2 separate regions of the Homo sapiens genome follow, and region 1 is linked to region 2. A link is a contact called in ENCODE Hi-C or POLR2A ChIA-PET data. All regions are on one chromosome and are shown on one strand. Each heading gives the region's core, a stretch centred on a gene start or an enhancer-like site at or near the end of the contact. The rest is flanking DNA. Distances are from core to core; before and after follow the strand shown.

Region 1 (7,825 bases), core at 2,130-4,629, 81 kb before region 2:
GGGGTTGGTTGGTTCTTAATATTCTAGTTTCTTGAGGTAGAATTGTTCAGTGGTTTATTTGAAAGTTTTCTAGTTTTTTTGATCCAGGCATTTATTGCTAAAAACATACTTCTTTTTTTTTTTATACTTTAAGTTCTAGGGTACATGTGCACAATGTGCAGGTTTGTTACATATGTATACATGTGCCATGTTGGTGTGCTGCGCCCATTAACTCGTCATTTACATTAGTTTTATCTCCTAATGCTATCCCTCCCCCCTCCCCCTACTCAACAACAGGCCCCAGTGTGTGATGTCCCCCTTCCTGTGTCCAAGTGTTCTCATTGTTCAATTCCCACCTATGAGTGAGAACATGTGATGTTTGGTGTTTTGTCCTTGCGATAGTTTGCTGAAAAAATGATGAGTTCATGTCCTTTGTAGGGACATGGTTGAAGCTAAAAACATACTTCTTAATAACTGCTTCTGCTCTGTCCCGTTTTGGTATATTGTGTTTCTAGTTACATTTGTTTCAAGGAATTCTTAAATTTCATTCTTAATTTCTTTCTTCACTCATTGTAACTCAAGGGCATGTTGTTTAATTTCCATATGTCTGTATAGTTTTGAATGTTCCTCTTGTTATGAATGTCTAGTTTTATTTCATCGTGGTAAGATGAGATACCTGATAGAATTTGTTGAGACTTGTTTTGTAGCCTAACATACGGTCTATCTTGGATAATGTTTCATGTGCTGAAGAAAAGAATGTGTATTCTGCAGCTGTTAGGTGAGATGTTCTGTATATGTTTGTTATTTATGTCCATTTGGTCTATGGTGGAGTTTAAGTCTGATGTTTCTTTGTTGATTTTCTGTCTAGATGATTTGTCCAATGCTGAGAGTGGGATACGAAGTGCCCAACTCTTATTGTAATGGGGTCTATCTCCCTCTTTAGATCCAGTAATATTCGCTTTATATATCTAGGTGATCTGGTGTTTGAGTGCATACATATTTACAATTATACACATATTACAATTATATTTCTTGCTGAACTGAATCCTTTATTATTACATAATAATCTTGTTTGTCAATTTTTATGGTTTTTAACTTGAACTCTGTTTTGTCTGATACAAGTATAGCTATTCCTGCTCACTTTTGGCTTCCATTTGCACAGAATATCTTTTTCCATCCCTTCATTATCAGTCTATGTGTTTCTTTACCAGTAAAGTGAGTTTCTTTTAGATAAAATATAGTTGGATCTTATTTTTTAATCCACTCAGTAAGTCTATATCCTTCATGGGGTATTTAATCTATTAACATTCAAAGTTATTATTGGTAGGTGAGGAGTTACTTCCAACGTTTTATTGTTTTCTGGTTGTTTTGTATATGTTTTATTCCTTTCTTCCTGTTTACTTTTGAAGTTGGGTAGTTTTCTGTAGTGATAAGGTTTCATTCCTTTCTCTTTCTCCTTTATGTATTGACTCTAACAGTGACTTTTAAAGTTTTGCATGTTTTCATGATGGTGGTTATCATCTTTTTACTTCCAGATGTAAAACTCCCTTGGGCATTTCTTGTAACGCTGGTCTAGTGGTGATGAATTATCTTGGTTTTTGTTTATCTGTGACAGATTTTATGTCTTCATTTGTAACGGATAGCTGTGCTGGGTATAATATTCTTGGCCGAAAGATTTTTTTTCTTTCAGAACTTCGAATATATCATCCCATTCTCTTCTAGCCTAAGGTTTCTGCTGGGAAATCAGCTGTTAGTCTAATGGGGATTCCATTATAAGTGTGTTACTTTTCTCTTGCTATTTTAAAATATCTTTGTCTTTGATTTTTCACAATTTGACTATAATGTCTGGGTTGAATGTATCTGGGGTTCTTTGATCTTCCTGGAACTAGATGTCTAGCTTTCTCTCAAGAGTTAGGAAGTTTCATGCTATTTTATTAAATATGTTTTCCTCATATTTTCTCTACACTTTTCCTTCTGGAATGCCCATAATATGAATATTTGATCAAATTAATGGTGTCCCATAAATCCTGTAGGCTTTTTTCATTCTTTTTTATCCTTTTTTGCCTGCCTGTTATTTCAAAAGACTTGTCTTCAAGTTCAGAAATTATTTCTTCTGCTTATTCTTGTCTGTAAAGCCATTGATTGTATTTTTTCATTTCATCCATTGAACTGTTTAGCTCTTAGGGCTTCTGTTTGGTTATTTTTATGATATCTGTATCTTTAGTAAATTTCTCTTTCAAATCATGTTTTCCTGATTTCATTGACTTGTCTATCTGTATTACCTTACATCTCACTGAGTTTCCTTAAGATTATTCTTTTTTCTGCCATTTCATATGTTTATGATTGGGTTCTATTACTGGATAATTACTATTTCCCTTTGTAGGTGACATGTTTTCTTGCATTTTCACGGTTGCTGTGTTTCTAAATTGATTTCTATGCATCTGGTGAAAAAGTCACCTTTTCCAATTTTATGGAGTAGGTTTACTTGTATGAATTTATTTGTATGAATGGGTCTTGGATGTCTGTTCATTGGGGTATACTGGCCTTGGTTCTACATGGATGCAGTAAGTGTAGTCTCCATGTAGTTTATTCAGCTGTGATCCACACTAGTAACATTTGCAAGTTACTCAGTGGCCTAGGTTAAGGAAGTTTGTAGTGATGGTGGTGCAGCCTTGCCAGGGGTGGGCTCACTGGGCTGTTTCGCAGGGTAGGGGTGTGTGCAGGCACACAGTGGGTCAGAAAACTTGGAGTATGGCTTTATGCGGCTGGCCATGGTGCTGTCACTCTAGCCAGGAGCATGGGGATGCAGCTGCTCAACCAGGGCATGACTGCCAGATGTGCTTTGCAGGACAGTTTCTCAGGCCCAGGATGCAGGCACACAGCTGTTTGCCTGGCCTGGAAGAATGCACTCCAGGAGTGGCCTGAAGGGCTGTTTCCCATACCTGGTATGTGGGTACACAGCTGCTCATCTGGCCTGTGGCCAGTCTGCTGGGGGGAAACTCATGGGCCAAATATATAGCTGCATAGCTGCTAAGCTGGACTGAAAATATCTTTGCCAGGGCTGGCCAAGAAGGGGGTTTCTCAGGCCTGGGATACAGTCAAATGACTTCTCAGCTGTCCCGGATGTGTGTCTGCTGGGGGTAGTCCATAGAGCTATTCTAGCTCAGGATGTGGGCACACTGCTGCTCAGCTGGCCTGGGTGGTGCCTGCCAGGGGAAGCCCAGGGGACTGCTTCTATGAGCCAGGATGTGGACACGAGGCTGCTCGGCTGGCCTAAGGGCATGTCTTCTGGGAGTAGCCCATGGAGCTCTTTCTTAGGTCCAGGACATGGACATTCATGGCTGATTGGCTGGTCTGGAGGTGCATCTGCTGGGAATGGATACAGGACTATTTCTCAGGCTCATGCAAGGTCGCACAGCTGCTTAGTTGGCCTGGGAGTGTTTCTGTCGGGGGTGGCCTAAAGGGCTGTTCCTCAAGCTGGGACATAGGTATGTGGCTGCTTAGCTGGCCTGACAGTCTGCTGGCCAGAGTAAGCTCCCAGGGTTGTTTCTTGGCCCTGAGACTTGGGCATACACAGCTGCTTGTCTCTCAGGTCTGAGAGACAGGTGCAAGGCCCACTCGGTGGTGTGCCTGCTGGGGGCAGCCTGTGGGACTGTTTCTCAGGCCCTTATTAAAGGCAGAGGGCTCCTGGGCAGGCCAGGAGCATGTCTGTGGTGGATGGGGCCTGCAAGGCTGTTTCTCAGGTCCTGAGCATGGGCTCATAGTCACTCTGTTGACCTGGGGGTGTATCAGCTGCTCAGAGGCTTAGGGGCCTCTCCCACTTGGGAGAGGGCATGTAGTGGTTTGGCTGTCTTAAGAGTGAATTTACCCTGGATGGGACTGCAGATTATTCCTCTGTCTGGAAGTGTGGTGGTGGGGGTTGATTTCCCTGCATGCATTACTTGAGTTACAGCCAGTCCTGGGACCAACCTCCACACAGCTGGGATTGTGGCTTTAACCCACCCATGTGGGCTTGGTGTACTGAAGATAAAGCTCCAGTGCTGGAGAGGCACAGTGGCTACTGCCCCCAGAGGAGGGCACACTCAAGAGATGACTCTGGTCTCAAGATGGTGCTGTGCTGCTGCAGCTTAAGTCTCTGGGGGTGGGAAGTCTTCACCTTGTACTCCTAGTCCAGGACATGCAGCTGTGTCAATTCTTGGCAATACTCCAAACTGGCCTGAGGGCTTGCAAAGACTGTGAGATTCTCCTGTTGTAAAGACTTTGTGTTTGTGATGGCAGTGGGGTGACAGGGATCTTCTGCCTACCTTCACCCTGCAATGAGAAGTCTCTCCTGTCTCTGGGCCAATTCAATCCAGATGGGGCAGAAGGGGCTGCACAGGCTGAGTGCTTCCATGCTGTGGCAACTTCCAGTCACCACAGGTGTGTCTCCACTCCTTTGCTGCACTCCAGGACTATCCCTTTGATATTCTAATCAAATCTTAGATGTGTATTTCTTGCCTCAATTCTTTCTTGTAGGGGAGATGAGCACCAGGCATCTCTAGTCACCCATCTTGCTTGATTTAGCATAATTCGTAAGGGCCCCAGGATTTTCAGAATAGTCAATGATTGTTGGCTTCAACTTAAAAGTCACCAGCTTCATTAGCCCCTAACAAGAGAATTGGCCTGTGCTTTGAAGATGTCAAACCATGCGTTGACTTCTCCTCTCTAAATATGAAAGTCCTAGATGGCATCTTCTTCCAATAAAAGGCTATCTTGTCTACATTGAAAATGTGTTGTTTAGTTTGGCCACCTTCATCAATTATCTCAGCTAGATCTTCTGGATAACTTGCTGCTGCTTCTGCAACGGCACTTGCTGTTTACCTTGCACTTTTATGTGATGGAGATGGCTTCTTTCCTTAAACCTCATGAACCAAACTTTTAGCTTCAAGCTTTTCTTCTGCAGCTTCCTTACCTCTCCCAGGCTTCATTGAATCAAAGGGAGTGAGGGCCTTGTCCTGGATTAGGCTTTGGCTTAAGGGAATGCTGTGGCTGGTTTGATCCTTTATCCAGACCACTAAAACATTCTCCATATTAGCAATCAGACTGTTTTGCTTTCTCAACATTTGTATGTTCACTGGAGTAGCAGTCTTAATTTTCTTCAAGAAGTTTTTTGGCTTTTCTGTTTTGTTTTTGTTTTTGTTTTTGTTTTACATTCACAACTTGGCTGAACTGGTGCAAGAAGTCTAGCCTTCCTCACAATCATTTCTAGCTTTTGGTTTAAAGTGAGAGACATGTGACTCTTCCTTTCACTAGGACACTCAGAGACCATCATAGGCTTATTAAATGGCCTACTTTCAATATTGTTGTGTCTCAGGGAATAGGGAGGCCCAAGGAGAAGGAGAGAGATGGGGGAATGGCTAGTCAGTGGAGCAGTCAGAACAAACATGTCATTGATTAGGCTTGTCATCTTAATATGGACATGGTTCGTGTTGCCCCAAAACAATTACAATAGTAACATCAAAGATCACTGATCACAGATCACCATAACAGATATGATAATAAAAAGTTTGGAATATTGCAAGAATTATTAAAATGTGACAGAGACACAAAGTGAAAACACGCTGTTGGAAAAATAAAACCAGGAGACTTGCTCAATGTAGGGTTGCTACAAACCTTCAGTTTACAAAAAAGTAACATCTGAGGGGCAATAAAGTAAAGCACAATAAAACAAGATATACCTGCATATACACACACATGTATGTATATATAAACTATATATGTGTATATATACATATATATGCTAAAGGATATATACATATGTTTACATATATATATATACGCACATGCTCATATGTATATTAAAGGATATATATATGACTACTGATGTTATTAATTTGGGTCAGTGCTAAAGAATATATCTATATATAGATATATATACACACATTTAAATATGCACATATGTAGACATGTATATAGATATGTATATAGATATGTGTATATATACACACAAATACATATTTATATATCTATGTATACTACATATATAGCTAAAAGATATATCTGTGTATATATATACACACACACATATATACGTGTTATATGTCTGTGTGTGTGTGGATATATCCTTTAGCACTGACCCAAATTAATAACATCAGTAGTTTTCAATGACACCACCATTGAAAGGTGAGTTATATCAAAGATATATCAAATTAGCGAAAGACTACTGATGCCATTTTATCCGGGCCAGTGCTAACGATTAAAAATGTACACATCAGGTCAAGTGACTTCAGAGACATACTTTTCTGGTTGAAATTATGTACAATTGCTCTACATTTATAAACTGGCTGAACTCTGAAAATGTATATGTCAATGATTTGGAATCTACTATTAATATATCATTTTTTCCTAGAAGAAAACCTTATATTATGTAAAGGTGCTCTTGGGCCTTAACAAACAATCTAATGAATCACAATTTAAGTGCAGTTCTTTATTACTTCATTTGTGAGTGAATTTTACCAATCTTAATATATGCCTCTCTTCTTTCTCTCCGTATTCTGAAATCTCGCCCATCATTGATGACTCTACCACACATTACTCTTTTTAATTCAATGGGGTAATAGCTAAAGGATTAAAAATGAACATAGCAAGACTCCACATGTTATCCTAGACTTAATTTTCTGATACAAATTAGCAATAATTATTCTACAATTTATAATCTAGTTACCCTGAAAAATGGACATTAATCAGTTATTTATTTGAAACATGGTATTTAATTTTTCTCTGGAAATGAGGTTTTAGATGTTTGTAATGAAATTTTTCAGCCTGTGAAAAAAACTTAATGAATCAAGTTTATATACATTTCTTTACTCCTAAACCTAATCCCCAAGTTACTGTTTCTGGCAAAATTTACATAAAATCAACTTCAGTTTGTAAACACCCACCTTGCTTGCCCTTGTAATTTTCTGCCTTCTCACGTTCAAATACCACTAGTAACTCTTCACCAATCATGGATGTCTTTCCTGCCCCTCAGATAGGGTTAAGTAACTACAGACCCAAGGCAGGGCCTCCATACAATCTGAGGGTGGGTTTACCTTTGGGGCAGTAGCCTCATGTGGTAACAGACGAAGAGACCAGGGGTCTATTAGCTTTGTTCTTTTCTGTTGAGAGCTCCTCAGCTCCCTGCCCACTGTTACCTCCTCCTTGCACCAAATAGGACTGTTGCCTCTTTTGGCTCACTCTAGTAGAGCGTCATACAATACACACATTCTCATATTTTCCTAAGGTTTCAGGGTGCTGCTAAATAAGGGTGACCAATGGAATAGGAATAAGAAGCATTCCTCTTAAGACCTATTCCTCTTTTATCCAACTAGATCAAAGAAAGAAAGGTACCTGCAGATACTACAGTAATAAGACTTTAGAAAACAGTGTCTAAAACACTCTGTATTGTTATGGATGCTCCATACAATGAACTTCCCAAATCTGAATCTCTCTTTTCTACATGTATACTTTTGTGTGTGTCTATGTGTGTATTTACTTTTGTGTGTGTCTATGTGTGTATTTACTTTTGTGTGTGTCTATGTGTGTGTTTACATCTAGCTTTCTATTTACTTAAACCTCAAATTTTGTGGAATGTTCGTTCATGTGTTACTGTTGTCATTTCACTGAAGGCAGTGCTGATGGAGTAAAAAGGTACATAGACATATAATGAATTTCTCTTTTTTGACACTATTAGCAAATACATTTTTTGCACCAAAAGGAGTAGATTTTCCATAAATATGAAATACATACATATGTAATAAGTGAGGGTACGCAAATCCTACCACATAAGCCCAGTAAGTGAAGTCCAACAATTAACAGAGACTCATTT
Region 2 (7,906 bases), core at 4,422-6,921:
GCATGCGTGTGTGCCTGTGTCTGTGCCTGAGCATGCACGCGCAGGCTGAAAGGGGGCTGCGAGCAGGTGGGGCAACGGGTGCAGAGGGAGGGGCAGGGGCCACACGCCAGCACTCCTCCCCACCGGTTTCCCACCCTGTGTGTCCCAACAGAGAACAGTGGTCTTAGAATCAGGCAAAACCCATCCATTCAAATCCAGCCTGTTTCCAGCCAGCCACTTCCCCTTGCTGAGCCTCAGTTTCCCCTTCTGTAAATGAGAATCATCTATGTCCAAAGTCTTCCAGGTTCACGACAGGGACCCCGTGTTGGGCCACGGGGCCAGGATTGGTCAAGACCTTTGGGAGTGGGGGGCCAAGACCAGAGCAAGCCAGAGCGTGAGCTCACCCCTGCTCCCCATGCTGCACCCCACCCACCACCCCGTGAGCGCCCGTGTGCGCGCCTGCAGGAGCGCGCGTGTGTGACTCAAGGTCTATTCATAGCCGAGCTCCACCAGCTGCAGCGTCACAAGCAGAGGGGCCTCAGCCCATATTATTATTTCAATTACCATCTGAATTAAAAGTTTGAGCAGCGATCAGCCCACGTAGCGAGGGGAAGAGGGAACAGGAGAAAAATAAAGATGAAAAGGAGAAGAAGGGCTGTGACTGGCGATCCCCCACACCCCAAGGAGGGCTGAGTCCGCAGAGGAGGCTTAAAGGTTATGCCAACCCCTAGGATTCCCGCCTGCCCCTTGCCAGGACCCACAGTCCTCCCATCGTTGGGAGGAGCGCTTTTCGACAGCAGCCCAACCACAGCTACTCGGTGGAAATAGATCTTTCAGCCCAGGTTCACATGGATGGGTGGACATCACTCGGAGAGGGTGAGGGACTGACCTAAGGTCACACAGAGAGCCACCCAAGGAAGTTGTCTCCAAGACCCTCTCCTGCCAGCCAGGTCCCACTGACCTCACCAGGCTCTGTAGCACATGTGCCATTTCCCTTCTGCTCCCCTCTCCCTGCGCCGATAACTTTCCTCCTGCAGCCCTAGCTTGGAGCCAGCCCTCTCTCAGCCCTCTGCATTCCCGACCTCACACCTCATGCCACCACCGTCAGCCCAAAGGCCCCTCCTCACTCACTGGCACAGGGGACAGAGCCCTGGGCCAGGAGACAGGCAGCCTGGCCCTAATCTAACTCTCTGGGCACCTTCGGGCAGGTCATTCCTTGTCTCTGGGCCTCAGTCTTCCCATCTATGAAATGAGTTCTCCCCTAAGATGCATGGTGGTATCTGTCTTCAGAATGGAGCCCCCAGAGGAGCCAGAGGATCCCTGAGGGGGTGTCACGCTGTGGGGGCGTCTAGACCATCTCCTGCCAAGCCCCAGCCCCAGGGAGGAACGTTTTCCACTCTTTCCCCAGGGAAGCCCCAGAGACAGCCCCCGAGAATCAGACTAGTCTGAACTCACACCCAGGCTCCTCTGCTGTCTTACTGTGTGACCCTGGACAAATCACATAGATTCTCTGAGCCATGGCCCTTCCATCTATAACACGGGGACATCAAATCAACATTGCCATGGAGAATTAAATGGGAATTTGCAAAAGCTCCTAGCCCAGTGCCTGGCGAGCAAATGTGTTTCCTCGCTGGGAAGCGGGGAAGCGATGGGCACTGCTTCCCAGCTCCTCTTTGGGAAACACCAAAGACTCCTAGGATTTTGGAAGTGGGGATGTTATTCGGCCTCACCCGTAAGGCGAGAGTCACCTGGCAGGTGCTCATCTGGCTCTGCTTGAATACCTCTAGGATTGAGGAGCCCACTATCTCACAAAACAACCACAGCTGCTCCCTATCTTGCTCCACCTCCAGCTCTGGGAATTTTCTAGAATGGAGCATAAGCTTCCAGTTAACCCCAAATCCAACCTGTCCTTGCCTGGGACTGCCTGAAACTGGCTTTAAAATGAGACTGAAAGGAGTTCTTCAAAGAGACCAATAGAGGGAGGGGATTAGTGCCCAAGGACAGTGGGGTGAGGGGATCTGGAGAGAAGGGAGGGAGAAAGGAGGTGGCCGAATTCAGAGCTGGGCCCTCAAAGCTCCTGGGTCCTGTCTGGGCTTGCCACAGTGTTACACAGGGACATCTGTCTGTCTGCTTCCAGATAGAGCTGGGAGCCAGAAGCCCTGGATTCAGGCCCTGGCCCTGCTTCCTCCACCCCCAAACCATCACTGTGACCCTCATGGGTCCACTTCCCCCTCAGGCCTCAGTTTCCACTTTTGTAAAACAATGGCCCTGGCTCTGCTTCCTCCGCCCACAAACCATCACTGTGACCCTGATGGGTCTACTTCCCCCTCAGGCCTCAGTTTCCACTTTTGTAAAACGAAGGCATCAGACCAGTGATTTAAGCTCCAAACCTTCTGTCTGAATCCAGGCACCCTCCCACTCTACCCTGTCCAACCCCTGCCCAGCATGCTGGATCCACGGGCCCCTGAGTGTCTATGGTTTCAGAGTCAGAGGCCTTATCTCTACTCCTGTCTCCTGCTTTCATAGCTGTTGCCTTTGAGGATTCTGTCATCCCCATTTTACAGGTGGGGAGATGGAGGCATGAGGCATTGAAGCCAATTGCTCAAGGTCACAGAGGGTGATTTGAAATCCAGGGCTCCCTCCTCTGGGCCCAGGAGAGCCGCAGAACTTAAGGGCACCTTCTTTCAGGAGAATCGCCAAGATCTTAAGTGGCCAGCCGTTCTCTATACAGATGTGGACTCCACATGAGGCAAGGGGCTGCCCAAGGTCACAGAGCAAGGCACTGACAGACCAGGGTCCTGAACCAAGCCTCCCTGCCCCCAGGCTCCACCCAGACAGGGGGCTGGCAACATGACCTGACTTTCTGCCCTGGTCCTGGGATCTCCCCAAGACTGGAGCCCACGTCCTGCCTCTAGCCGCTGCCCCCAGAAGCCCCCGAGCATCTAGGGCTGAGATGGGAAGAGTGAGCAGGAAGACAGGAAAGAAAGTTGAGGGCTGGCCACTTGCCCCCGGCCCTCTGGCCCTCCCCTACTGCTCTCCTCGTGCAGGGGGAGCGGCGGCGGTGGTGATGTAATGCACTCGGCTTTCGTCCCGGTGCCAATCTCAGAAGAGAGACGACAGATTGCGTGAGCCAAATTTGGCATCCTAGGGGGAGAGGCATGAAAAGTGGAGATGTGGAGGAGCAGAGAGGAGCCTGGGGTGGTGCAGGAGGAGCCCCCTGCCCTACAGCCCCGAGGTGCCTCCCCTCCCTCCCCTCAGGGCCCCCATCTCTTCCCCAGCTAGCCTGGCCCTGGGGCCTCCCCTCCTCACTCTGAGGGGCCAGCCTGGCTTCTCCCCGGACCCCTTGAGCCCGGCACTGCCAGGCCTACCCGCCACCCCCACCCCACACTGCTCCAGCTCTGTTTCCCACCGCCGCTAGTTTCCTGGTTACCATGTTGCCGGTTGTCATGTCGCTTACATGTCCTCGTGACTCAGTGGTCCCCGCAGAGGGGCCCCCTCCTCCTCACACCCCCCTTAGCACTCGCCCCCGCCTCCCCCAGATCCACATTAAGAACCAGCCCGCCCTGTAAGCCTACACTGTTCCTCCTCCCCTTCCTTCTTATCCTAAGCTAAGACATCTTCTCACAGCATCTCCCAGAGCTACTTCATTCTCTCTTTCGCAAATGTCTACGAACCTACTATGCTCCAGGCTGGCGCACGCGGCTTTCACAGACCTGACACAGTCTGGAAACTGCTCAACACCCTGATGAAGTCAGTATCATCATACCTATTCTCCAGTTGAAGAAACTGAGGTTCAGAGAGGTCAAGCCACCCACCCAAGGTCACCCAGCAGAAACTCAACCAGCTCTGCCTGGTCACAGCCACTCCAGAGGATTTTCTGAGAGAAGAGCTTTCTTTTCAAGGATAACCCAAAGGGCCATGAGGAATTGTACCCCAGATTCCCCCTCTAATCCTGGACACTCCTCCTTCGTCAGCTATTTCCGCCATATTCCCACTGCCCCACGCCCACCTCCACCCACTAGCTGTTCATCTCTCTTAAGGTAAAGTGAGTCTTTACTCCCATCTCCCCAGTGCTTTCCCCAGCCTGTGAACAGCCCACTGCTCATTGAGCCCAGGGCCCGCCTTGGAGGTCACTGGGGCAGGGAGTGACGTCCCCATGCCACAGATGTGGAAGATGACGGTTGGGAGGAGAGTGACCAGCCCAGGGGGCTGCTCTCCCAGCCACCTGAGCTAATTTCTGGGAGGCTGAATGGAGGACATATGAGACCCACTGCCCAGTGTGGAACACCCCAGAAAGAGTCCCTCCTCCCAGTGAGAATGGAGTGGAATGTTCTAGGCTCAGCCCTTCCAACTCCAGTTGGGATATGGGTCAGTTCAGTGGCCAACAGTCTCTGTTCCCACCATGCTGCACCCATCTCTTACCCCAGCTGCCCTGGTCCACCTTTTGCTCCCCTCAGCACAGGCCAAGCCAGGGCCACAGTGAGGCTCTTGGGCCCCTAAAGTCCTGCTAACTGCCCCCAAAAGGCCTGAAGCCATGGAGGTCATGGGACTGGATGTGGGGGAGAACACACACACACACGGCTCCAACCCTTCTCTGGGCCTCCCTCCCTGAGTTCCCCACTTCCCCCAAACCTGCTGCTGAACATTCTACTGCTCTTGAGGCCCTGCTCTGTCAGCTGGCCAGGCTGCCCTGCCTCTAGCCCGCCGCTCCACCCCACCCAGCTTGCCACCTCCCAACTCCCTGCATCCTGTCCATCCTGAAGCAGGGACACTGGGGGCAGAAATGTGGGTAGGGGGCAGGGAGGCTGACACTGGTGGGGGGACATTTGGCAGGTTGCAGGGGAAGTTCTCCCTGCGGGAGGCTCATTGAGACCTCTCTTGCCTTGGGGTGCTCCCTACACACGGAGGAAAAAGCAGCCTCTGCCTCCCTCCCCAGCCTGTGTCTATCACTGTGAACGTGCAGTGCCTCCTCTACCAATCCCTGCCCCTGCGCCCTGGGGTCGTGTGGCGCCAAGTAGGTGCTCAAAACATGAGAAGTGAGATTTCGTTCTTCAGATCACAGGGCCATTTGCAACGAGGATGCAGCTGGGGAGGCGGAAAGGCGGCATCCCCCACCTTGCCACAAGTCACCTGCCTTGAAGCTCCCCGGCATGACAACTGGGGTGGGTGGAGGCAGGGAAAGGTCATGGCTGGGGCAGGAGGTCAAGACCCCTTCCACCCACCTCTCTCCCCCTTTCCAGGCCACAACCCAGACCGCGACGCTCCCAGACGGACAGACGGACAGAGCCCGCCCGTGGAGCCCGCCCGCTCCCGGGGAGTCACGGGACCGCGCGCGCGGCGCCGGGCAGCCGGGACCCGGCTCCGGATCAGGTGCGGAGCGGGCGGGGCCGGAGCGGCGGGCCCGGGACACACAGACACGCACGCGGCGGGACAAACTGACGGACAGCGCCCGGGGTGGGCGAGCGCGGCTTACCGCTGGGCGGAGGGTCCGACGAGAGTCCGGGAGGCGGCGAGCGGGCGCTACATCCCAAGGCGCGATCCGGCGGGCGGCGTCCCGGGCGCGGAAAGGGGAGTCCCGGCGCCCCCTGCCCGCGAACTCGGCCGGCCGGCCCGCGCTCCCCTCCCCGGCTGCCGCTCGGTCTGCGCGTGGGTCTTGGGGTCTCCGCGCGTCCCGGCCGTCCCGCGCCGCTCCCCGCGGGCCGCCCAACTTTCAGCGCTGCCCCGCGCCGCGCCCTCGGCGCCGCCTCGGCGTCAGCATCGTCGGGCCCGGCCGGGCTCACAGCGCGGGGGTCCGGGGGCCCGGGGCGCCCCGCCGCCCGCGCCCCCCACCCCCGCTGCAGGCGCCCTCCCCGCCGCCGTCCCCCGCTGCGCCCAGCTCCCTCGCTGTCACCCGCTCCTGCTCGCGCGCTCTGCCCCCGGCCCTGCGCTCCACTCCCGGCCCCGCTGCGCTCGGCCCCGGCCCCGCGACCCCTCGGCCTCCCGGCCTGGGGTCGCCCTCCCCGCCCCCGCCGGCCGGGCTCTGTCGCCACCTCCCCGACCGCTCTCGCGTCTCTCTCCTGCCGCCGGGGTCTCCGCCGCGCTCGCGTCCCGGTCCCTCTCCCGGCCTCCCTGCCTCCTGCGGCCCCGCTCGCCCTCTGCCCGCGGGGTCTCCGTCTCCGTCGCGGTCGCCCGCCGGCCTCCCCCCGCCTCCCTCTGCCCGCGCTGCCTCTCTCCCCTGCGCGTCTCTGTCCGTCTCCCTCGCGGCCCCTGTCCTTCTCTGTCTCTCCCCCTCCCACTCTCCGTGCGGCCCCCTCTGTCTCGGACCCCGGCCCCCGCCTTGGCCGCGTCCCCGGCTCGCCCGGGAGCCCGAGCTCCCGCCGCCCGCGGCGCGCCGAGAACTCCCAACTCGCGGCACGCCGCCCCGCTTTGCGAGACTTTCGCCCCTCCTCACACGTGACCCGCGCCCCACTGCGGAGGCCGCGCGCCCCCCAGCCCGGGAGCCCCGGCTGCCCGCGGGACCCCGCCCTGCCCGCCCCTCGGCCTAACCCGGCCTCAAGCCCCCTCCCGCGGGGCCCGCGGCGCGGAGCAGGGGCTGGGGCGGGGGGCTGCTGGCCCCGCTCCTGCCCTGGATCCTGCCCGGGTTTTCCTCCTCGCCCCAGGAGCGCTCCTCCCAGAACCCGTTCCTGGATCCGCTCCCGGGTTTTGTGCCCCCCCCCCAAAAGGGGGCAGGTGGAGAGGGTTCCTCCGAGCCGGGAAGGGGGGTGGGTGGGAGCTGGTCCCTCTGGGGTCCCACGGAGTCCGCCCCTCTCCTTAGCGGTCCTCGTACTCTCCCAAAGTACCGCCGGTCAAGGACCCGAAGCACCTCACTCTGGGAGTCTGAGGGGGCCCTATTGGAGGGACCCTCGCGATCACTCAGTCACCACTGCCCCATTTTACAGATGGCGAGACTGGGTACCAGAGAGGGTCAGAAACTCGGCCAAGGTCACCCAGAGATGACAAAGCCAGGCCAAACCCTAGTCTCTTATTCTCTGTCGCTCTCCATTACCCCAAGCTGTCAGGCCTGGGCCCCACACTCTGGGGTGTCAGGGAACCCCCAGCACCCACAGCACCTGTCTAGCCAGCTACATCCTGACCATCCTGCCACGTCACTCTAGCCCTCCGAGGAGACAGGAGGGAAAGTGCTCCTCCTTCCAGGGTGGTAGGACGAGAGAACACCTGCAGTTAGACAGCCAGCAAAACTTCCCTGGGAGTCTGGCCATCACCGACTAGCCCCATTACAGAGAGGGAGAGACCGAGGCACCCCAAAGCCAGGTGGAGAACTGATGAAATCTGAAATCCCCTCTGGCTCTCCTGAGCCTCGAGGATGTCAGCATAAGAACAGCAACACACAAACCACCACAAGTGTTTCCCTTCCTCGTGGGCTCTCCCTACTCAAAAGGATTCAGTCCCAACTCCTCAGTGTGGTATAGTCAGGCCCCACCTTATCCGGCATCCCACATCCCATAAATCCACAGGTACACCCTGATTCCACAGATTCCAGAACACGCCACAGGCCTCCACACCTCTCTGCCTGCACGCACTGTTCCTCCTCACTAAGATATCCTTCCACCTTTTTTGCCCAGAGAATTCCTGCTGTTCCCCAAGCCCAGCCTCAGTGCCACTTCCTTGAGAAGGCCTCCTGATGACCCCAGCAGAAGTCATTTATCACCCACTCATTCATTCAACCAGCACTAGGCACCCACCACATACCAGCCCCTGGGCGGGGCACAAGTATGGTTCTTGCTTAGTGGGATGAGGAGTCAGGCTAACCTAGGCTCAAAAGCACCTAGGAGCTACTTGACCTTGAACAAGTTTTTATTTAATCTGTCTGTAAATTGAGGACCCTAACGTCCTCCATTCCCAAGGGGTAGATTAAGTGAGGTGGATGCACAAGAAATACACAGATCAT

The links. A loop is a pair of places that touch in the nucleus more often than their neighbours do. ChIA-PET counts read pairs that join two places held with the same protein, here RNA polymerase II (POLR2A). Pooled maps may share reads with other maps.
Region 1: a loop to region 2 is called in a pooled map, with 2.3 times the contacts of the local background. The contact joins the enhancer-like site here to the promoter of KCNJ4 in region 2. A Hi-C loop is called at or near these places in 1 of 50 pooled maps. POLR2A ChIA-PET finds 5 or more read pairs at or near these places in 2 of 52 experiments (T-cell and activated T-cell).

What each region holds. Positions count from the first base shown.
Region 1 is chr22:38,371,177-38,379,001 of GRCh38, forward strand. The region is part of intron 3 of TPTEP2-CSNK1E (TPTEP2-CSNK1E readthrough); the gene reads right to left. It also overlaps the pseudogene TPTEP2. Among named protein-coding and RNA genes, the nearest start is that of TPTEP2-CSNK1E, 24 kb to the right of the region's middle. Within about 2 kb of position 3,380, at least 6 of the 41 ENCODE cell types and tissues checked have a DNase peak (open chromatin) inside an H3K27ac peak, as active enhancers do.
Region 2 is chr22:38,449,528-38,457,433 of GRCh38, forward strand. It overlaps KCNJ4 (potassium inwardly rectifying channel subfamily J member 4), which reads right to left and starts at 5,672. Exons shown (of 2, transcript NM_152868.3): 1 at 5,453-5,672. LOC124905116 (a long non-coding RNA gene) reads right to left here. Exons shown (of 2, transcript XR_007068096.1): 2 at 7,795-7,906. RefSeq lists enhancers at 2,330-2,949, 2,950-3,568.